Linked DNA regions of Homo sapiens: regions 2 and 3 are each linked to region 1. Evidence: chromatin loops called from intact Hi-C (ENCODE). Cell type or tissue: heart right ventricle. All regions are shown on one strand.

Region 1 (8,000 bases):
GCACCACTAACTACTTTAATAACGGGATGTTTTAGGGATGAAGAGAGTGAGAGAAGACTGAGCAGAAAAAAGAGTTAAACAAAGTTGTGGTTTCAGATGGAGCTTGATTTAGCTTGAACTCATGTGATTTGTGCCAGACTTGGCGGCAAGAGGGATGGCCTTCTGTACCCTGTTGCAGCTCATCATTGGCTGTGGACTTCCTCCTGGAGGAGGGAAGAGTATAATCTTCCAGGAATGGAAGCTCCCCTTCAGCAGAGGGCAATGCTCTGAAGAAGTGGACAGGTCTGAGCCCTTGGTGAGCCCATTCTCATGGCAGATGATGGCTGGGTGAACACCAGCTTCATAAAGGGATCTGGGCAGGATGTTGTTAGATCTCATGTCAGATAGAGATATTTGTGTCACTCAGGTATAAGCAAGCCTTCTAAAAGTTTTTGACCCTTTAGGACTATCAGTGCCTGAAGTCATAACATCAGAATATCCACTGGGTTTCTCTTTAAAAACACATGCCAGGGCAACTGCAGAGGAAAAGAAGAAGCAGCTGCACAACACATAGAAATAGATAAGACTAAATAACTTTCCTCCACTAAAAGGGTGAAAGAAAATTGGAGGGATACCATAACAAGATAAGTAGTATTGAATAAAGAATACTTTCCAATTTCATCTGCATGGTAATTTTGATTCACAGATGAGGACAGTGAGGCACAAGTGTAAGAATTTGCCATGGTGAAGCCGGGATTTATAGCCTAGAGACCACACCTGTAAGCACCTGCCACAATGACCAGAAGATAAGACATGACAGTACCTTTAGGACTAACCTCTTGGCCCATTGCCAAGTGAGTATGATGAATCACACTCTTGGTGCTGGGGCATAATTTTGAGAGATACAGGCTTATCCCTGCAATTTCTCAACATGGTTCCCCTTGGCACCTCACAACTGCCTGCCAATGGCCCTGTGAAGGCAGATGGCCCCCACCTTCACGGATCACTGCTTTTCAAACTGGCTGACATTTGACTTTGGCTAGGATTCCTTTGTGGGTGATTTTCATGTCACCTTGAAAGGTTAACTTGGGTAGGGTTTAAATCTACCACTGTAGTACTCCTCTGGATTTCAGATACTGTAAGCTGGAGTAATTCCTTCTTTCATGGAAAAAATAAATTTGGAAATCACCATTGGATCCTTGATCAAATCTTTAAATAACTGAATCCTACAGAAAAAAATTCAGAGGTAACTTTGGATCCCTGACGGTGTGCTAAACAAGGAGCACTGCACTTGGGGCTGAGGCTTCTTTTTCAGGTGCATTGGCAAGTGCGTCTCTTGGTCACACTCCTCATTTCTCAGTTTTATGCAGCAGAGGATAGAATTACCCCAGCACTCAGCGATGGCTCCAGACATGCAGAGCTGTCTATCAGAAAACTCAATCTGGGGACACAAAAGCCAGTACCCACAACTGACAGCATACAGAGTGACTGAGGTTCCAGTGTCCTTTGACCATCAACTATTCTTTTCATATAGGTTTTGGGCTATGGGTTTATCATGCATGCCTTTCTACGTGGTATGAAGAGTACAGGTGTGTGTTGGTCAACTCCAAGGTCAGGAGCATGGAGGGAAAGGCAAGCAGGAATTTGGAGGAAGGAACCACCTAGCCTTCATCTCTTCATCTGACCATTTGTTTGATAACTGCCAAGAAAAACGAGTAATGCAAACAACACTCACTGTTTCTTGAGGCATGTCATTGGACTGACGTTGTTGGCCCTGAAGTTGTGTATGATTGATCTCAGGCCTTCTACCCATTGCTGAAAGAGAAAGAAAAAATATTCTTGGTGAGCAAATCTGCTGGAGTCAAATAGAGCAGTTTTTATTAGATAGATTGTATCCATTTTGTGTAATAAAAACACAAACTCTTCTTTTGTCCCTTTCCTGTCACACAGCCATCTATATTTTGCAGGCTCATATTTTATTCTTTAATAAACAGCTTTCATTCTTTCCATGAAGACAAATGTGCCATCTATTGTGCCATTAAACTCTGGGCTGCCACAAAGGAATGTTGCCCACTGACTGACTTGTGAAGCTTTCTATTTGCAGCTTGTTTAAATATAAGCCCTTTTTCAGTTGCTGGCAATCTTAATTATTTCCAACCAGCATTATAAAATACATGACATATTTAACTATTTTCACTTTAGAGGATAAATGAATAGGGGTTCATCAATTTTATTGTGTGATCCTTTCAATCTAAGAGTTTGTTACTTATCTTACCTATGTTTTCCAGCAAAGCCTTAAAAAGAAAAACATTCTTTCATTGCCAGGGTGATCAGAGCAAACAGCGATGTGCTCACATAATTTCTGTATAAGGACTTGGACCTCACTTGTAGTTCATACCATCACTCCACTGTTTTACAAGGACAAGTGAAGGGAAATTGTGCATGGCAGTAGAGGAATTTGGGTCTCTAAAAGGGCATTTACTAGAAAAGCTCAGCCCATGAATTAAGGCCAACTCTGCCCTTGGGTCCAAAAACTGATGCCAATGAATGCCATAGAAGAATCATACCCTCGGCAAAACACTTCGTAGCAAATTGACATTTGGGTTAAATAGAACGGTGGCCCACACATAAGCTGATTCCTTACCTTCTTAGGTTTACAGCCTGACTGCTTAGATTTGCGGCTTAGTGCTGAGGAAGGAAAAATATCTTGGAATAGATAGTAATATAGACGTATACTCTATATGCACTGTCTAGTATGGTATCCACTAGACACATATGGCTATTTAAATTTAATAAATATAAAGTTCAGTGTCTCATTTGCACTAATCACATTTTACATGCTTAAACATCAACATGGGGTTGATGGCTCAGACAGTGCAGATAATTTCCATCATCACAGATGGGACTGTTGGACAGCACTGCCCAGTAGAACCAGGTTTTAAAAAGTCAAGCAATTTAATCTCTGTAAGGGCAAAGGTGATGACTGCGTTCTAACAGAGTATGGTTTTGTTTTGTTTTTTGCTGTTTAACCTTTCTTTTAATTTTAATTGTGTTAAAAATGGACATAACATAACATTTATCACCTTCACCATTTTTAAATGAAAAATTCAGTGGCAGTAAGTACATTCATGTTGTTATGCAACCAACATAACCAGCCATCTCCAGAACTCTTTTCATCTTGCAAAACTGAAACTCCATATCCATTAAATAACTCCCCATCTCCCCCTCCTCCCAGCCATTGATAAATATTAATACCATTCTCCTTTCTGTCTCTGTGATTCTGACTATGCTAGGTGCCTCATATAAATGGAACCATACAGAATTTGTCATTTTGTGACTGGCTTTCTTCACTTAGCATAAAGTCCTCAAAGTTCATCCATGCTCTACCATGTGTCGGAATTTCTTCCCTTTTAAAGGCTGAATAATACACTCATCCATTCACCTCTGATGGACTCCCTGTCCATTGTGAATTGCATGTCTGCTATGAATATTGATACACAAATAAGTTACTGCTTTCAATTCTTATTTATGGATAAATAACCAGATGTGGAACTTCTGGATCATATAGTAATTCTATTTTTTAATTTTTAAAGGAAATACCATACTGTTTTTCATCGTGGCCATACCATTTTTCCCCCACCAACAAAGGACTGCAAATGCAACAAGGGAACCCTTTTGCTCAGGGTTCTAATTTGTCTACATCCTCAACAACACTTGATATTTTCTGGGTTTTTTTGTTTGTTTGTTTCTTTTTTTAAGTAGTAGCCAAACTAATGGATGTGAATCTAACAGTTTTTGCTGATCCTGGTCACACCTAACAGTTTTCTGAGGGAAGACTTAGGGGTTATAAGAGGTAAATTTTCTTTTGTGACTAGCAAAAGCAGAGCTGTAAATAGCATCGAAAGCCTCAGCAAGCATCATAGTGGGGTCAGGATTCTGAAGGAAGATGAAGAAATGAAATAGTAGAATTAAAGAAATGCCTCAATTATTTTTCATCAGCAGAACTCACTTCCTCTGTCAGGCTAAATATGGACTATAACTCCCTGCAGACTATCAAATATCCTGTTATTGACCTAACAAACCACAGGCCCACACAGAGTTTCCCAAGAATAGACAGAAAAAGCACAAATAATTGGGTTGGCATTAACTGGGATGCATTTTCTCAACCTGCAGGCTTACTACATGTTCTAAAACACAAAACAAAGTCCATAGTTTCCTAGACAAAAAAAAAAAAAGTGGACAATTTCTGAGACTGTTCACTGGGCTTTTTCTGATCATTCTAATTTAGTTGTTTGTCGAAATAAATTACAGAGATGGTGCACTTTGAAGAGGCTTAAATAACTTTCATTCATCTTTTGAACATACAACGCTGGCAAGGAATCTTGTTTATTGTGATGGAAAGGTCAGTGAGAGTGACCTTTAAGGCCATCACTCCAGTGACAGGGCCCATGCTTTAGTTAGTAGGAAATGCCACCAGCATCCTCAGAAGCCCTAAAGGGAACTGGGAGGGAAGGTTGCTGCCTCTTTCTTCTTGCAATGATGAAAGTGAGGTCAATGGCCTTGCCTAAGGTCACAGAGCAGCTGGTGCAGGGCAGACAGGCAACAAGAGCTCTGTGGTACATTCTTCGTGTTGGGGATTTTTATTTTCACCCAATGGCTTGCCCACACTTCTCTCCTCACGACATGGTAAAGGCCCCTTCTATTATCGTTCAGGTAAAGTACAAGTAACATAACAAGGGCAAAGGACTGCAGGAAAAATATTAATGATTCTTTGTCTTGTTGGGGTTTTTTTAACATAAAGTAGATGAAATGCCAGCAGGTGTCAGTAGAGCCCTGGAGTTTTGTTGGAAAGTTACGCCAGGCGTGAACTAGATGCCTATCAACTTGTTTGACCATTTCCAGACTAACAGAAGCAATAAACCACGAATTGGATTCTTTCTTGAATTGCTGAAAATAAGCTCGTGTGGTAATCATCTACATAGTGTCCAGGAAGCGCATTTTCCAGTCCTTGGAACACAAGTCATTGGCTGGATGGCGACACGCTCCTGAGATGACTTCTGCCACACGGGGCACTTTCCTTCTGGTCCGGCCACCCCAAGCCGAAGCCTGAGCCTGGGTGCTAGGGAACCAGACCACAGGAGGTCGGCTCTGATGTTCGGATCAGCACGGTTTCCCTGTTTCCCTAGCAGCTTGTTAATTGCTACTGTTCTCCCATTTTTTTAACCTTTTCTAACCATTCCTAAGTTAACTTAAAGTGTGTTTCAGCCCTTCTAAGAAGAAGGGGGAAAGAAAGACTCTTCAAGGGACTTGAGGGCTTGTGCTGAATTGTTTGGAGGGCAAGGAGAGAAAGAGAAGCTGCCTCTAATTCTCTCCTGGAGCTTTTGACCTCTCCTCTGGGACTCCTTAAATTTATTTTCACCACCCCAGGCCCTGTCCAACTTCCAGGCATATGTTTAGACCTTGCTCTTACCCATCTATCACCTTTGCCCCGGGAACATTAGGACTGACATAGACAAAAATAATCCCTTTCCCATGAAAATACAAACGTAGAGAGACACAGATACAACAAACACAAACCAAAAATACTATGAACTTACACTGAGCATATATTTTACTTTTTTCTTTTAAAAATATTGGTTAGGGTTTTTCCCCCAGTTTATGAAAACAATATTTAAATATGCTTCATAGGAAAGTGTAAAGCAAAGAAATACACAGTAAGAAGTAAACATCACCCCAAATCTCATGACGTATATTAAGAATTGGCCACCAATAACATTTTGCTTTCGGTATTTCCTTTTTTTGTTGTTTTTTTGAGATGGAGTCTTGCTCTGTCGCCCAGGTTGGAGTGCAGTGGTGGGATCTCGGTTCACTGCAACCTCTACCTCCCAGGTTCAAGCGATTCTCCTTCCTCAGCCTCATGAGTAGATGGGATTGTGGGTGCCCACCACCACTCTCGGCTAATTTTTTTTTTGTACTCTTAGTAGAGAGGGGGTTTGACCATGTCGGCCAGGGTGTGTTGAACTCCTGACCTCAGATGATCTGTCCGCCTTGGCCTCCCAAAGTGCTGGAACTACAGGCGTGAGCCACCGTGCTCAGTCTGCTATTGGCATTTCTAAGCTTTCACTAGGCACAGGCTGGCCCGTCATCCTAAAATAACTAGTCCTATTATTCATCAGGCAGCACTACTTCCAATCTTAGGGTTCCAATCTTATCTCTAGGTTTTGATCCTGAAGAATTATTTTTCGTCTTTAGTCAAAGAAGCATATTGTCAATGGAAAAATGAACAGAGACCCTGTGGCACTCTCCAAGTTTGTGATGTAATTTTCTCCAAAGGGACTCAGTAGCATCCTCCTTCATCTTTTGATGTTTGGCTCTCTGTTTTCACAGAAGAGGCTACTAGTGAAGGTATCTTAATTAAGTTGTTCAAAAGTTAACTAGAGGCTTGTTATTAAAATGTAGTCTGGGGACCAGCAGCATCAGGATCACCTGGGAACTTGTTAAAATGCAAATTATCAGGCCTCCGGCTGAATCAATCTTCAGGATGGGAAATAGGAATCCACGTTTTAATCAGCCTTCCCTGTGATTCTTTTGCACACACACATTTAAGAAGCACTGTTGCAAACCCTTACTACTCAAAGGGCCCCAAGACCAACAGCATCAACATCATCTGGGAGCTTGTTAGGAATGCAGAGTCCCAGGTCTCATCCCAGAACCATGGAATCAGAATCTGCATTTTAGCATGATCCCCAGATGACTGGTGTGCACATTAGAATTTGAGAATCATAGGTCTAAAAGAGCAGCCCCCCTCAACTTGGAGTTCTCCTTCCACTGCCCATATAAGATGTGAGTTTGGTTTTTGTCTTTGTTTGACACACAACAAAATACAATATATGGGTAGCTTATAAGCAACAGAAATTTATTTCTCACAGTTCTGGGGGCTGGAGAATCCAAGATCAAGGCGCCAACAGATTCAGTGGCAGCTTTCTAGTTCATAGGTAGTGCCTTCTAGCTATGTCCTCATGCAGTGGAAAGGGCAAGGGGGCTATCTGGTACCTTTTTAAAATAAGGACACTAATCCTCTTCCTGAGGGCTCCACACTCATGACCTAATCACCTCCCAAAGGCCCCATCCTCTAATGCCATCACCTTAGAGGGTAGGATTTCAGTTTATTAATTTTGGTGGGACACAAGCATTCAGGACACAGCAGTTTCCTAAGGGAGCTGCTGTTTCTGAGAGTGACTACACACAGGATATTCTATCTCATAGTGATAGCCCTGGGAAGAGCCCCATGGTTCTAGACCCACTCTTGGTTTTTGTCATGTCCCACCCCACCTGGGCTGAACAAATGTGTTCACTAGAATGGAAACTCTGACCTTTTTAGGGGATTGAAGTTCACATTTCTTGTATGTGGAAGCAAGAGGATGCAAGATGCTATAGGCAGCAGCTTTCATCTTCCCTATATCTGAGCTGTGAGAATAATCAATGACGGGGCCATCTGAAATATTTAAAACATGGGAACTTCTTGGTATCGACAACTCACAAATCTAGATCAATTAATTTTGTTGTTTTCTTGTTTTACTTTTCTATTTGTTTTGAGACAGGGTTTTGTTCTGTTGCCCAGGCTGGAGTGCAGTGGCCACAATCAAGGCTCACTGCTGCCTTGACCTCCCTGGGTCCAGATGATTTTCCCACCTCAGCCTCCCAGAAGCTGAGACCACAAGTGTGAGCCACCACACCCAGCCAATTTTGGTATTTTTTGCAGAGATGGGGTCTGGCCATGTTGCCCAGGTTGGTCTCAAACTCCTGGGCTCAAGCTATGTATCTGCTTCGGCCTCCTAAAGTGCTGGGATTACAGGCATGAGCCACTGCACCTGGCCCATTTTTGTTTAAGTGAATGGAGATAAGAAAAAGTTGGCATTTTTCAAGTAGCTACTTTCAAGGTGCCTAAATTGCTCTATCCATCAGTTTTAATCTGCTCAAATAATATGTCAGGAATGTATATAATTTGAAATATAGTTTTT
Region 2 (8,000 bases), 570 kb after region 1:
CAACAACATGGTGAAAGAAATGGAAGAACAGGAAGAAATATGATGTCATGTAGCCTATACATACTTTTGGTGTCTGCAAAAACTTAGCTATGATCACTTTCTAGTTAAAAAACTTCATCCCATCTTGTTGCAGGAAGTCAGGGACCCCATATGGAGGGACCGGCTGAAGCCATGGCAGAAGAACGTGGATTGTGAAGATTTTATGGACATTTATTAGTTCCCCAAATTAATACTTTTATAATTTCTTACGCCTGTCTTTACTGCAATCTCTAAACATAAATTGTAAAGATTTCATGAACACTTATCACTTCCCCAATCAATACCCTTGTGATTTCCTATGCCTGTCTTTATTTTATTCTCTTAATCCTGTCAGCCGAGGAGGATGTATGTCACCTCAGGACCATGTGATAATTGCATTAACTGCACAAATTGTAGAGCACATGTGTTTAAACAATATGAAATCTGGGGCACCTTGAAAAAAGACCAAGACAACAGCAATGTTTAGGAAACAAGAGAGATAACCTTAAACTCTGACCGCTGGTGAGCCGGGCAGAACAGAGCCATATTTCTCTTCTTTCAAAAGCAAATGGGAGAAATATCGCTGAATTCTTTTTCTCAGCATGGAACATCCCTGAGAAAGATAATGTGCGCCTGCGGGTGGGTCTCTAAACTGGCCCCCCGGGCATAGCTGTCTCTTACTGTTGAGGCTGCAGAGATGCAATAGACTCCAGTCTCCCATAGTGCTCCCAGGCTTATTAGGAAGAGGAAATTCCCACCTAATAAATTTTGGTCAGACCAGTTGATCTCAAAACGCTGTCTACTGATAAGATGTTATCAATGACAATGGTGCCCAAAACTTCATTAGCAATTTTAATTTTGCCTCGGTCCTGTGGTCCTGTGGTCCTGTGATCTCGCCCTGCCTCCACTTGCCTTGTGATATTCTATTACCCTGTTAAGTACTCGTCTGTCACCCACACCTATTTGCACACTCCCTCCGCTTTTGAAAATCTCTAATAAAAACTTGCTGGTTTTTGCGGCTTGTGGGGGCATCACGGATCCTACCAACGTGTGATGTCTCCCCCGGACACCCAGCCTTAAAATTTCTCTCTTTTTTACTCTGTCCCTTTATTTCTCAAGCCAGCCGATGCTTAGGAAAAATAGAAAAGAACCTACGTGAATATCGGGGCAGATTCCCCGATACCATCTGTAAATTAGTTGAGGGAGGAACTCTATTCTCCTCAGTAACCTGTGGCAAAGTTTGGCATGGTTTCTTCTTCATAAGAAGGTTACAATTGTCTTTAATATTACCTGCTGCAATGTCAGCTCACGTTCCTCATCCAAAACCCAGTAATGGAACCATTCATAAAGTTCTAGATGTCACGAAATCACTCTGTTTTCTTATCTGACTGAATGGAACTGACTCCGTGGACTTGTTTTAGAGATACTATTGATCAGTTTCATTTCCTTGGGTTGTTCCTTGTTTTGTTTCTGCTTTTGCTAATTTCCCTCATGTCTATGTCAAGATTCAAAGCCTGTTTCAGTACTAGATGTGGAGAGGGATTATTTCAAAGCCAGTGTTACTGTATTTTCCATCCATGCCCCACAGTTACAGGAGCATCAGCGACTGCTATGCTGGCCTGGCCTCTCCTCACCACCCATTTATTAATACCTACTTTGCTGTCCTGTGCTTTGGTCTTTCTTCACATGTCTCACACTTGATTTTGTTCTTTTACTCTACTGTCTATTGCTGCTCCTGTTGTCATTGTCATTTCCCTTTATTAACCACCATGTCCTACAATGTTAACAGTCATGATTTATTATTTTATTAATAAAATCACAGCTTTAAGGCACAACGTTTTTAAGCCATGAAGAAAAACCCTCAAGAAATGCTTTAGTTTGACATGGAACCAACAATCTTCATGGGCAACCTTCAAATCCAGACACAAAAAGATGGTCATGGAGCAACCTCATGGAAGAAAAGCACAGAGGAATTCATCATGGTACCTATTTACAATAAAAAACGCAGACAATAGAACTACTAAAAATTCATAGAAACACTTCAGATCTCTTTCCAAGGGGCCAGAAAGGAAGAAACAAAAAATTGTTATAAACATGGCTGTAACGTACACTGTATGTAACCTGTCTACCCAGTTGCTATTTCCCCTCTATTTCTTTGATGATAAAATATCAGTTTTGTTCAGGTACCTGATGACCATGGAACTGAGGAAAACTGAACTCTCTCTAGCCTTGTGAGTGAATCTTAATTACTCTAAGCCAATCATGAAAGTGATACCCTACTGCCCATGATTGGTTTAAGAATGGGAATATGAGGCCATTGTACCCAATGAGGAAACACCAGCTAGAGGGGATGTAGGAAGGTTTTTCTCAATCCTAGAAAGGGTTACAAAATGAAGACATTTGCTGCACGTCCTTTGAGTGGTTTCATGTAAGGTTATGATGTGTGGAGCTAGGGCAGCCATCTCATGACTGAGTTCACGGTCTGGATCTAGAAGGCAACAACAGTGGAAATTCTAAAAATACCTGGAGATGAAATTGTTAAGCCACTAAATTAATCACTGTTACAACTGTAGTACCTCTGAATTTCCAGTAACGTGGCTTACTAAATACTATAACTGTTGAAGCCAGTTTTAATTGGGCTTATTGTAAAATTGCAGCTGAATGCACCCTGACTGTTAATAAATCAGCCAAAAGTTATTAGTTCTTTTCATGTCCAGTTATATCCAGGGAAGAAGTTTAAGGGTGCTTCCACATTTACTGAGGTTGATTTTAATCATGATGACCTAGAGCAGTAACAAGAAAATCTTTGTATGGGTTACTGATACTGAGAGTTATATAATTTAAACACATTAATGATTTTACATTCACATTTTATCTGTAAGTAAAATAGTTAACATTGTTGAACCAAAACACGCATGAAAAAAAAAAGCAAAATGAAACTCTGAAAAGAACCATATTACCTAAATTTTTTTGAAATACAAAAACTAGCTGAGCCATCAACCATAAGCAAATTCTATTATGTCAGTGTACAAAGTAATGACAAATTTAAAACCAGACAGCATAGATTAGAAATGTATGTATCTGAATATATCACCTGAGACTGATTATTATTAAAGTGTTTCTTAAATTTCAGTCAAACTGGATCTTTTGCTCTAAATAATTTGAGCATTTTAAAAAGATCAATTCTGATTGGAAAGTATAGCAATTTCTGAAATTATGTTAAAATTTATTCCACTTTATTAGTGCATAATCAACCTGAGAGGGTGGCTGAGAAGATCTACATTATATGTTTATAGGAGAAACGTAAGAATTAGCACCATATCTAAGTAATTATTAATTCTTGCTTGAGAATCTATATTGCCAACCCTAAAAACTTAGAAATTAAAAATATTAAATAAATGTCTTATATAATAAATATGAAAGCATAAGAGCACAAAGAACCATGAAAATATATTTAGAATTATCCATAAGAAATCTATAAGAAGTAAACTGGTGAATGAAACATACAATTAAATAAAACTAACGTTTTTTAACTTTTAGGACTCGAGAAATGCTTGTGTGGAATGGCAGTACTTTTTAGAGTAGATATTTTAAATTGAAAATAGAAGCGCAGGAAAATTGAAAAACACAATTTCCACAAACAGAAAACTATTCAGTGATGAATCAAAATGGAAGGAATGTTCTAAAACTGAGATGCCATTTGGTAACCTCAAAGTATTTGATCTACAGATACTCAGTTCATTCAAAGTTAATATTCATAAGACAATTAATTTTAACCAAACAATGAACATAAGATAATTTTAAAGCAGAGCCCCAATCAACTGTTACTATGGGAAACAAAAGATTTGCTTTTCTCTGATTTATGAGACTATTTTGCTAGATAAAAACCAAAGTGATTTTGGTGCAGGGCATCCTCTGCTGGACAGAGGGTGGCATTACAACATTACATCAGCTATTTAGAACTGACGTTTACTTAGTAGTACCCAAACTGAAGGTTTGGTTAGTCTCTGATTCTCCAGGGGAAACGGACTATAAAAATACCTTTGTCTGAGCCATACCCCAGATTAGTTAAAGCCAAATCTCTGGGGCTGGGTTCTGCATATTTGCAGTTTTTAAAAGCTCACCAGGTGATGATAAATGCTTACTGAATATTGCTATATTTTTTCCTTCATTGAGAAAGATACATGAGTTTCATATGCAAGAACTGATCTGAGACTGTGTACAAGGTACTTATGTAAACCAGGAAGGTTTTACTCTTACTAAATGGAAATCAAATAAAATAATTGTTCATTTTAATTCAGTTCCGTTTACCTTGGGCTTTTCATCCAGGATCTGCTGACGTATTTCCTTGTGTTTCTCTACGAGTTTTTCTTGCCGTTTACTTTGCGCTTCTTCTAGCTATAAGAAAGTTACAAGAAACATTACTTTCATCTAAACATTTAAAAGTGCACGTTTTCAGAAAATACCGAAAGCTTTTCAGATCTATGGCTTACATTTGATTATTTGATCTCCTGATCAAGAACTACACTTACAAGTATAGGAAACTGTAGTAAGTGTTGAAGCTAGGTGACAGAAACATAAGGGTGGGAGGTGGTGATCAATGGACTGCACTGTTCTTACCTTTTTATAAATATGTAAACATTTCTATGACATTAAATTGGAAAAAAAAAGGACAGCCCTTCGAGGTTGCCATCATCTCTATCATTGATGACAATTAAAGGTTCTTTTGGGAACACTATCATTTACAATATGTTTCTGGGCTCTTGACTTTGGAAATGACTTGACTCTATTTTTAGATGAATCCTTTTACAAAGTGGTTTGCAATTCAACTTGCAGAAATGTTGATTAAGGAGTGCCCACCCTGTGAAACAGCTCTGCTAGGTGCTAGTGATAAAAAGTTATGGCAAGGCATGACATTTCCTTCCAGAAGCTCACAGCGAGCTCACCAAATGTTCACACATGTTTTGCAAAGGAGAGAGCGTGATGAGCCCACATACCCTCTTGATATACTGCACCACTTCCTGGATATATGACCGGATCATCTCTGTCTTCTCCCTAAAAGCAAATGATGAATACATCATTATACCAATTCATCCAGAATTGACAAATGGTAATCTCAGACTTCTAGATAAAAGGTTACAGAACTCTCAACATTCTTTTTCTTTTTTCCTTATTTTTATCTATTTATTTATTGGAGACAAGGTTTCGCTCTGTTGCCCATGGTAGAGTGCAGTGGCACCATCATGGCTCACTGAAGCCTTGACCTCCCATGCTGAAGCCATCCTCCAGCCTCAGCCTTCTGAGTAGCTGGAAATATAGGTGTGCACCACCACACCCAGCTAATCTTAAAATTTTTTTGTAGAGACAGAGTCTCCCTGTGTTGCCCAGGCCCCTATTGAACTCCTGGCCTCAAGCAATCCTCCCACCTAGGCCTTTCAAAGTGCTGAGATTACAAGTGTGAGCCATAGCAACATTCTTATTACTGCTACAAGGAAGGTATAATCTGCCAGCCTTTGGACAAAGGTCAGGTTCCTCCCAAGGCACAGGCTCTGTTTTCACTAAATGCCAGGAAGATTATGGGTAGGAAGTGAGGATTTAGCCTTTCCCTGAGGGAAGCTCTTTGCTTACTCTTTATCTAAAAGGCCCTGGGTGTGCCTCACTCCTTTATTGAACCAGTCTTTGCTTGAGCCTTCCCTGTTAAAAACCTTACCAAAAGAATCTTTTGAAAGGCTGACTAGAGGAGAAACTTCACGAAGGAGTCTTTGACTGGTTATGAACCTGTGACTCTGACGTACAAAATAAAATAATTCCCAGATGAACTGTTTGGGAGAGGGGACACTTTTGACTTACTCTTCCATCTGACTTTTGTCTTTGGATTTAGCTTCTGTTATCTTCTCCTGCCTCTTTTTATCCATTTTCTTCTTTAATTCTTTCTTTTCTCTGAAGTCACAATGGAAGTAAAAGAGAAAAAAGAGGCAAATCAGATGGGAATTTGTGTTGAATAAATTCAGATGCACATGTCAATTGTAATGGGAATGAGGGCTTACTTCTCACAGATTTCTTTGAGCTTCTTTAACTGATTGTTCTGACACTCTTCTGCGACATCCGTCAACTTTTGAATAAGCTGGAAAAAGAAAATGTCAGTTTGCTATTTCAAATGATTGCAAACAGAGCTTCCTTCCCACCTCCCTCAAACAACAGAATCTATAGTTAGAATATCTGTGATGGATGTTTCACAATAGTTAAAGTTGTCAGACATCTAACATTGGCAATGAGGACAATTTAGAACCATCATATTATCTAGGCTTATGGGTTTTAATATGAAATTCTTCTTATTATCTCTTTTTAATTAAACAGAATTCATTAGATTGTTGTGGCAGTTATTATAGCCCAGCTCAGTGCAAAGACAACTTACAGTGTAGAACCTGGTTCCAATCTCTACCCTAAGACTTATTAAAAGTGAAATTTGGGGCAAGACCCTACATTTTCAGAACCTACATTTTCTCAGTTGATCACTGTCTTTATGTCTTTGGAGGTGCTGTGAAGCTCAAAATAAAAATAAGTATGACACAAATGTAAGTTATAATCAACAGCAAGTTATAATTCTTGGCTCACAACTATCATTCATTGTTGAATTGCTTTGAGGATAACATGAGTTTCCCATCTTAGAAGTTGACATTTATGTTCTTGCGTGGGTAATTTCCAGTAGATATAAAGAACATCAGAAATTCTCTTTGTGCTTTCAATGAACTGTCACTACATCACTGTGAACGCAAGTATTTATTGTCATACATCTATTATCAAATCAAGCCCCAAGGGGGCATCAATTGTGTTTTTGTATCCTTGGTATTCTGCACAATTCCTAATATTCACTTGATGCCCAGTAAGTGTTTGCCAATTACATAAAGGTAATTGTGCCTGGTAATCTTTTCCTTTTTTCCTCATGAGGAACCTGGAGAACCTTCTGCAAGGTTTTCAGGTGGCTGTAGCAACTGGACTCAACCCTTCTTACTGGAGCACCCAATAGACAGTGTGGACATCCTCTGAAAGCCCCCACTGCTTTTCCCATAGATGGAGATTCTCTTTCCCAAAAACATATAAGGCAAGCTGAGTTGACTAGTCTTCTATAAGTGGCAGCTGTAATAGTGACAAGACAAATCATAATACCACAAACTTTTGAGACAGCCAAGTATAAGGGAGTCCCCGGAAAAACTGCAACGGGCCTGCTCACTGGGAGGAATGCACACTGAGGTGGAGCCACAGAAATCCACCCCATTTGCAGCAGGGAGGAGCCTGGCCACTCCTCTTCCTGGGTGGAACTTGGAATTCAATCTGCAAGGTGGGAAGCACACTAGCAGGGACTCCAGCCTTGTGGAGATAACCTGTTTCCCTCTTTTCCTTTCAACACAATAAAACCCTGTCCTCCTCACTCTTCAAATTGCCTTCAAGCCTAACTTTTTGTGGCCATGTGACAAGGAACCCGTCTTTAGCTGAACTAAGGATAGGGTCCTACAACACTTTAACTGATAATTTCTATATGTCAGGCCTAGTTTTAAAAGATTCACATGTGGCTGGGCACAGTGGCTCACACTTTAATTCCAGCACTTTGGGAGGCCGAGGCAGGTGGATCGCTTGAGGTCAGGAGTTTGAGACTAGCCTGGCCAACACGGTAAAACCCTGTCTCTACTAAAAATACAGAAAGTTAGCCAGGCCTGGTGGTGGGTGCCTGTAATCCCAGCTACTTGGGAGGCTGAGGCAGGAGAATCACTTGAATCCGGGAGGTGGAGGTTGCAGTGAGCCGAGATTGCACCACTGCACTCCAGCAACTCTGGGCACACTCTAGGCAACAAGAGCAAAACTCTGTCTCAAAAAAAAAAAAAACAAAAAAGATTCACATGTATTTATTTAATTCTGAGAATTGCCCTATGCGGTTGGTGTTATTATTTTTGTTTTACATAAGAACACGCTGACACATCTGGCTC
Region 3 (8,000 bases), 610 kb after region 1:
ACCCTCCTCATTTATCCTTTACAAACCTTTGTCTTCCTTCCCTCCCTGACTAAGCACATAATTTAGTATGCCCTATTCTTAAATAATACCATTTTCTTTTAGAGAGCATCTGTTTGTTATTTATGTTGACATAAAACAAATAAAACCTTTAAGCTTGTGGAATACTACCAATGAATAATAATAATAAATGCATTGAAACGTAAAATCTTCATTCGACACCCTCCAGCAGCTAATTCCACATACCTTATACACAGTAAACAGTTTAAAAATGTTTGTTGAATAAATGCTGATCCTTATAAAATAATTGCCTACATACTCTTTTAATGTTGCTTTTCAATATGCTAAATTCTCTGTAACTCTTTATCAGAATTGCCTTCCAAGTCCCTGGCAGGTTTTACTGACAATGAGGCTATCCCAATGTTCTACTTTGTAGCACATTTTAAAAATACATTAGGAAATATATTTTTCCAGAAGTCTTTTGGAGCCTAACATTGTGACATTTTGGCATGTGATTACAGATGAAAAATTGACCTATAATAACTTTCTTATAAAAAGTAAGATAAGAGTGAAAATAGTGACACTGATTGTCACCAGTGGCTTTTAATCTGTTTCCCAAATCATCTTTAAACCATCTTCCAAAACTGCATTAAGTGATGGCAGAACTTATTTTAATTCAACAAATCATCCCTGCTTGTTTACTACACCCTACTCAATGCTGGAAGAGCCCTTAGTAGCAGTGGCTGGACATCAGTTAGGGGAGACAGGAGACTAAACAAGTAACCGGGGCAGCCTGTATAGCTCACTATGGCAGAATCTTTCTTTTGAAAAATGACTACTTCTGATGGGTAAGTGCCAGTATGGTCACACTATTTAGTTACATCCATCAGAAAAATTCTCCCTAGAATTATATGCAAAGGGAAAGGATTGTGTATGTGTTGTTCAGCAAGACATTGCAAACTGGAAAGTCATGGTCCCAATGGAGTACATGGATGCATTTTCTTTGGCTCAACCAGTGTTGTCAAATCTTTTAATTAAGGTGATCTTATACTGAAACAATGGGTTTCTTACTTCCCTTGAAAAACTAGATTTGACTACATGGGACCTATACACCCACAGTGGGTGGTTCTTTGGCTTAAATACAGCAGGGGTAACGCTTTGCTGGCCTCCCAGCTGAAGAGGGTGCCCATGGTTACCAAACTCAGCTGCTTTAGAAAGCAGGTAGGAAGATGTCCCTATTCCGTGGGGATCTGACCTTCCCCATTATATCCAAGTTGGTTTCTAAAACCATGTGGGGAATGAACCAGATTCTTCCCAATGTGACAGCTCACTAAAATTAGCCCTCTGAAAAAGGATAGAGAAAAAGAAAATTTTGATGGAGGAAAGAATGGAAGTTAGGGAAAACCAGCTTCTGTGAAAGTAATAATGGTGGCTTTTTTTTTTTTTTTGGCAACTAAAATTAGTGTCTTGAGGTGTTAGACTGGAGGTGCATTCAAACTGGATCCAACAAGTTTATTTTTAGATTTGCATTAGGTTTTCAGATACTCCATGTAGCTGTATGCCCTTGGGAAACCAAGTTCGATTGTCAATTTGAGTCAAATAAAGGAAAAAATAAATCTCTGCTTATCAAGGGCATGTGAGACAAAGCCTCCACCTTCCAAAAAGGGACGTACTATATAAAATCAAAGACATTTTTAAAAAGCAGATAGATGTTAAGTAAACATTCAGGCAAATACTTTATGGTTGCAGTCGGGGATAAAGTGGGCACCAAGGGTTGGTGCTGGACTTTGAAGTAGGCTTTAGAGAAATGCTTAGTCCAGGGGTCACACCTGGTGATGTCTCCATGTAGAGTGGACTGTGTCACTCTTGGGACACAACCCCTAAGGATACTATTCACACTGTAGAGTAATAGGCAGTTAGTGGAAATGATAGAAACCAGTGAAGTAGATTTAATGCAATAGGGCAAAGTGAGGTCATGTCCAGAGCAGGAGAGAGACAGCCTGTAAATGGGGCAGTGGCTGCTGTTCATTTTTAGCCTATTTCCACCCAGGTTTTGAGAAAAATGGAAAAATGAAAGTTTTGAGTGAACTCTCCCAGTTTCCAATCACTGAAAAGACAAACAGAGCACATCTTCAGACTGCATTTGGCCCAGAAGTTGCCAATCTGTACCCTCTGCCAGGAGGAGCAGAGTTTGCCTGGAATTCTGAGATGGTGCAAGAGTGAGCTATGCATCCTTAGTAATGCTGAAGTGACAGGACTGTGCTGGGAACTCGGTGGGCCAGGAGCTTCTTACCTTCTCGCCCCAGTGGCCAAGCAAAGGCATAGAGAAGAGGGTCAGTAATGAGGACATTAAACACTGGGCTAAGGAATTTGGAGATCCTTGCATAGTCTGACTCTTGTCAGGGACCTCATGATTTTCTGGAGACAGATGTTATATACAAGTTAAGTCAGTGGTCCCCAGCCTTTCTGGCACCAAGGACCAGTTTCATGGAAGATAATTTTTTCATGGACCAGGGGGAGAGGAGGTTATTGAGGGGATGGTTTCAGTATGACTCAAGTGCATTACATGTATTGTGCACTTTATTTCTATTATTATTGTTACATTGTACTATATAATGAAATAATTATACAACTCACCATAATGTAGAATCAGTGAGAGCCCTGAGCTTGTTTTCTTGCAACTAGATGGTCCCATTTGGGGGTGATGGGAAACAGTAACAGGTCATCATGCATTAGATTTTCATAAGGAGCCCACAACCTAGATTTTTCACATGTGCAGTTCACAATAGGGTTCACAGTCCTATGGGAATCTAATGCCACTACTGATCTAACAGGAGGCAGAGCTCAGGGAGTAATTTGAGTGATGGGGATGAAGCTTTGCTTGCTTGCCCACCTGCTGCTTACTTCCTGCTGTGCGGGCCAGGTCCTAATAAGCTACAGACCAGTACTGGTTGGGATGCCTGAGTTAAGTAAGATTCTATAACATATACATGTGACTAATGTTTAAACTTTTTTGCTAAGGGCTGTAGACACTTTTTTTTTTTTTTTTGAGATGGAGTCTCACTCTGTCACCCAGGCTGGAGTGCAGTAGTGCAATTTTGGCTCATTGCAACCTCCACCTCCTGGGTTCAAGCGATTCTCCTGCCTCAGCCTCCCGAGTAGCTGGAATTACAGGCATGCACCACCATGCCCAGCTAATTTTTGTATTTTTAGTAGAGACGGGGTTTCACCATGTTAGCCAGGCTGGTCTCGAACTCCTGACCTCAAGTGATCCACCTGCCTCGGTCTCCCAAAGTGCTGGATTACAGGCATGAGCCACCCTGCCCAGCCCATAGGTACACATTTTAATTGATTCCATTTACCGAATGGAGACTGCAATTAGAAGTGGCTGTAGATCATCCTGGGTTAGACACTGTTATATACAACAGCTTTTTCACAGCCAGTCAGTGTAGGCAACACGCACAGTACCATAATAAAGCAAAATAATCGGAGGTGTTATTAAAAGTCTTTACTAAAAACTTTATTAAAAGTCATGTAACTTGCCAGAGGTCACACAGGAAACTGTGAACAAGTATTTGAATATGGACTATATGCTAAAGACTAAATTTTTCTATTACAGCAGTCCACTCTATGATAACAGCAGCTTAAGGAACCGTAATAATAACTTAACTTGCTGCTGAGATAGAGATGTCTACATGTAAACATAATTCTCAAAGAACTACCCTGTTGCACTAAAAAGGCATCCGTACATACAAAGTTAAATAAGTTAAGCAAAACAATGGCTGAAAAATGAAAAAAAGCACCTATAGGAGTACAATACTAAAATTGAACTTTCTGATATTATAATTGAAAGATCGAATAATTCCACTATATGGATCTGTAAGCCAAAGTGCAAAAACCAAATTCCTTATCCCACTCAAGAGAATCAGCAGAAGTCAATATTTTATTTCTCCCCCATTATTTGTTTTTATGAGTGAATAAAAATCTGGTACTGGAAATTGTGATAGAAACAGAAACTAGGAATGTCTAGTTTCTTAATTTGATTCAAAGATTTAAATTCCAATTAAGCAATTATCAAGGAAAGAAGATTCAGAAGGTGGTAGTACTTCAGTCGCATTGACTAGATTTTTCTTAGGTGGGTAGTGAAAAAAAAAGTGCAGAATGAACCACAGAAGTAAGTTCCTGCCCTCTAGTGGACAAATGCAATCATTGCAATATCTTTTTCTTCAAAATATGCCTAACTTGAATGTTAAAATTAAATATAAAAAGAATTTGTACGCTTCCTAATTCCAAAATGAACAGAAGTGCACTGAAAATAGAATACAGATGGACCAGTAAAATGGTAACTGAAAAGATCATTTTTATAAGTTCTATAGAAGGAGGAAAAGCCATTTGATGTGCTGGTTGAAAAGATTTCCGTCCTGGGCATTGAAAGTTTGGATCTGATGGTTGAGCAGCAGAGAATTAGGATTTGGAGGATTTAACTGAATGGTTAACATGGTAAGTGAAGGGCCTTTCAAATATCATATGTATTACTGGGCTATTAGAGGTGTTGGATCATGCTTTCCTTGTCTGAGTCATCTGAAGAGTGCAGTTCCGGCCGGGCGCGGTGGCTCATGCCTGTAATCCCAGCACTTTGGGAGGCCGAGGCGGGTGGATCCCGAGGTCAGGAGATCGAGACCATCCTGGCTAACATGGTGAAATCCCGTCTCTACTAAAACTACAAAAAAAAAAAAAAATTAGCCGGGCTTGGTGGTGGGCGCCTGTAGTCCCAGCTACTCAGGAGGCTGACCCAGGAGAATGGCGTGAACCCGGGAGGCGGAGCTTGCAGTGAGCCGAGATCGCGCCTCTGCACTCCAGCCTGGGCAACTGAGCAAGACTCCGTCTCAAAAAAAAAAAAAAAAAAAAGAGTGCAGTTCTTTTTACCTTATGACAGCATCTTGCTTTGGATGGGCACCACATGGGTAAGAGGTAAGGCCATCAGTTTTTCCAGCGTATTACGGGTGAGTCTCATAATTTCATCATGCAGAAATCCACCCTACTCAGGACAAATATTGTCAGAAAGTAGCTTTGTTAGAGCCAGCCTTTCCCTTAAGGAGGAGCTTCTTCAAACATGAGCACAATTTGTACCTTAAATTTCTATTAGTTGAATGAAATTAGATAATGTATCTGCCTCATATTTCTAAGAAATTCAGAATCACTTTAACAAACTTTGTCCTGCTGTATGCACTCCCAAACGTTTAGGAGTGAAGTATACTGATGTTTGCAACCTACTTTAAAATGCATCCTATTGAACCAAGATGGATAGATAAATGGATAGAGGGATTTATATGTGATCAAGTGAAAGCATCAAAATTTTAATTATGGAATCCGGGTGGCTGATATATAGGTGTTCCTTGTACAGCTCTTTCAATGTTAGCTTAGAATTTTTCATAATGAAATATGTCAAAACTCCTAATTTTGAAGAGTCTACCAGGGTGAGTTAGAAGCAAGAGACAGCTTTAATGAGCTGGATAAATTCATCTGTTGACTTCAGTTTTTTGAGCTTCTTCATTAACACCAAGTAAAGTACTTTTGGTGTTTTGCACAGTTAATGTCCAGCAAGTTCTTCCAGCGGTAACTGGAGCATGGGTTCAAGTGAATCTTGACACAGCATGGCTGTGTGTCATCATATAAGCACTCACATGAGTCAACAGCATTCACATGGTATCATTTTGTTGAACATTAGTAGCAGCTGCAATTTTACACATAGATGTATAAATTTTATAATGTCACTCTCTTCCTCCAAGTTGTAAGGGCTATGAGAGCATCTGATTTTCCTCAGCATTACATATATAATGGCCATCAGAGTGACTGACACATAGTTGGGTTTTTTTAAAAAAAAAATATTGAATGAATGCATAATTCATATTTAGTTTCCTGTTAGTACATAATAAATAGCTCTATTATTAATGGCAAAGTCCTGAAAGTAAAGAACTACCTAAATGTTATGCTAAAATAAAACAAATTTGAATGAATGAATAAATCAATGAATGAAAAGAGTGAAGATGCTGCTTTCTGCTGTCTGTAACAAGTTTGTATTTAATGCATAATAACAGCAGGTTACTCAGCAGGCTATCAAAGGGTAAAAGAACATAGCTCTGCTGACCCTTTTATATGTGTTACATATACAAACTTTAATATATGTATATAAAAAAGTTCCTACCAACTTGAATTTATTAGAAGTGTTTTGATACAGTTTACAAAGAATTCAGAAGGAATGAACTCTTGGCTGCTAGGTAGAAATCATGGATTTCTCTTTTTAAAGGAAAGTAGACCAACAACTCTTAATGTTAATTTTGTGGAAATATATCTTTGAGATTAATTAAGTCAAATCGTTTGGTACGGACTATGGTCAATCACTTGCGGGACAAATTCTGGATAATTCCCAGGAAAAGTGTCTCCTGGAGCCCTTCCCAGGTTTCTGTGATTAAGCTGTCATTTTAGAGTGGATGGAATTAATGGGTTTCATCTGGGGAGAGCCACACTCTTGCGAAAGAAAGATGCAGGGCTTCAAAGCAGCGGTTTTTAATGTGTGGTCCCCAGACCAGCATCAGCTTCACTGCAGATTGTTAGAGATGCAAATTCTTGAGTCCGCCCCAGACCTACTGAATCAGAAACTTTGGCTACGACACCCATCGATCTGTGTTTTAGGAAGCCATCTGGGTGATTCTGGTACATGCTAAAGTTTGAGAGCCCTGCTAATCCAAATATGGTCCATGGGCCATAAGCATCACCTGGAAGCTTGTTGAATATGCGGTGTTTTGTGATCTGTGCCAGACCTACTGAATCTGAATCTGCATTGTAACAAGATTCTCAAGTGATCTGTATGCACGTTGAAAAAAATAAATTTTATTGTGTAAATTCAAGGCATACAACATGATGTTATAAGATACCTATGTACAGTAAAATGGTTACTATAAGGGAACAAATAGACATATCCATCATCTCACATAGTTACCCGCTTTGTCCCCCTGTGGCAAGAACAGCTATAATCTACTCATTTAGAAAAAATTCTGACTATGATACATGATTGTTAATTATAGTCCTCACGCTGTACATTAGATTTTTTTACTTGTTCATCCTACACATTTCCTGCTTTGTATCATTTGACCCACACCTCCCCATTTCCTGCACCTGTATGCACATTAAAACTTGAGAAGCCCTGCTCTAAAGCAAAGTGAAAAACTTCATCATTAATTGGGAGCCATGATTTTATAATTGGACATGACATGGATATTGAAGTTATTGTACTCATCCCTATTTTAGGCAGATGAACCCAAAGCCCCTCATTAGAATCCATTGAAATTTTAGAAATTTTTATGGAGGATATTCGTAAAAGCAGCTGAATTGAACCAATCATTGACCAGTTTCAATTCAAGTGAATGAATGGTCTTTTCTTGATACATATTTAAAAAGACCCTAGTTCTTCAACTCATTGGCCGTTGATATTAGGCACCAAATCACTCTACCATAATGAGCAATTGTTCCCTTCTCTAAAAATGGGGATTACTATGGTTTTCCTAGTTAGGACCCAGTTTTATCCAAGGCATCCAATGAAAGTGCATTGTGAATGCCAAATCTGTACAGTATAGAAATGAAAGAGATAGCATCACTATTTAAAGGAAAACCTTTTCTTTTTACTGTATTGGATGCTTTAAAGTTCAGGGATTTTGATAAACTATTGTTTCTATAAATTAATATCTTGCAAATTTATTATTTGAGGAGGAAGATTTGAAGGAGGAAGAATTTTATTTAAAGAGAATCCAAAATAAGCTGTAAACCTCATCTTTGATTTTAGTGTCAAGTTCTTATATTGTGAATGAAATATCAAGTTTCTGTTTTGAATAATTAAATGGTATCCAAGGCCTTGGGCAAAACATTGTAACCTTATAAAAGCACTACCTTGGATTTTTTTGATGTCACATTATTTTATTGGTGGAATTCATATCATTATTAAAATA

What was found. A loop is a pair of places that touch in the nucleus more often than their neighbours do. Peaks named below come from ENCODE experiments on the same cell type or tissue, not always from the same donor. Only the 100,000 strongest peaks of a DNase experiment are listed, where the experiment ranks them.
Region 2: it touches region 1 in a loop (4-fold over the local background); 71 of 110 quality-filtered maps call a loop at or near these places.
Region 3: it touches region 1 in a loop (4-fold over the local background); 26 of 110 quality-filtered maps call a loop at or near these places.

Annotation. Positions count from the first base shown.
Region 1 is chr20:9,356,690-9,364,689 of GRCh38, reverse strand. PLCB4 (phospholipase C beta 4) reads right to left here. Exons shown (of 40, transcript NM_001377142.1): 8 at 1,715-1,794. Among named protein-coding and RNA genes, the nearest start is that of LAMP5, 150 kb to the left of the region's middle. In heart right ventricle, a CTCF peak has its summit at 4,791 (motif pointing right); DNase peaks (open chromatin) are centred at 4,831 and 5,070; H3K27ac peaks cover 1,672 bases.
Region 2 is chr20:8,786,591-8,794,590 of GRCh38, reverse strand. PLCB1 (phospholipase C beta 1) reads right to left here. Exons shown (of 32, transcript NM_015192.4): 28 at 6,066-6,142; 29 at 5,869-5,958; 30 at 5,016-5,073; 31 at 4,330-4,416. Among named protein-coding and RNA genes, the nearest start is that of RNU105B, 41 kb to the left of the region's middle. In heart right ventricle, a CTCF peak has its summit at 3,933; a DNase peak (open chromatin) is centred at 3,936.
Region 3 is chr20:8,747,839-8,755,838 of GRCh38, reverse strand. All of the region lies in intron 23 of PLCB1 (phospholipase C beta 1), which reads right to left. Among named protein-coding and RNA genes, the nearest start is that of RNU105B, 79 kb to the left of the region's middle. In heart right ventricle, CTCF peaks have their summits at 3,990 and 4,191 (motif pointing left); no DNase peak of the experiment used is centred here.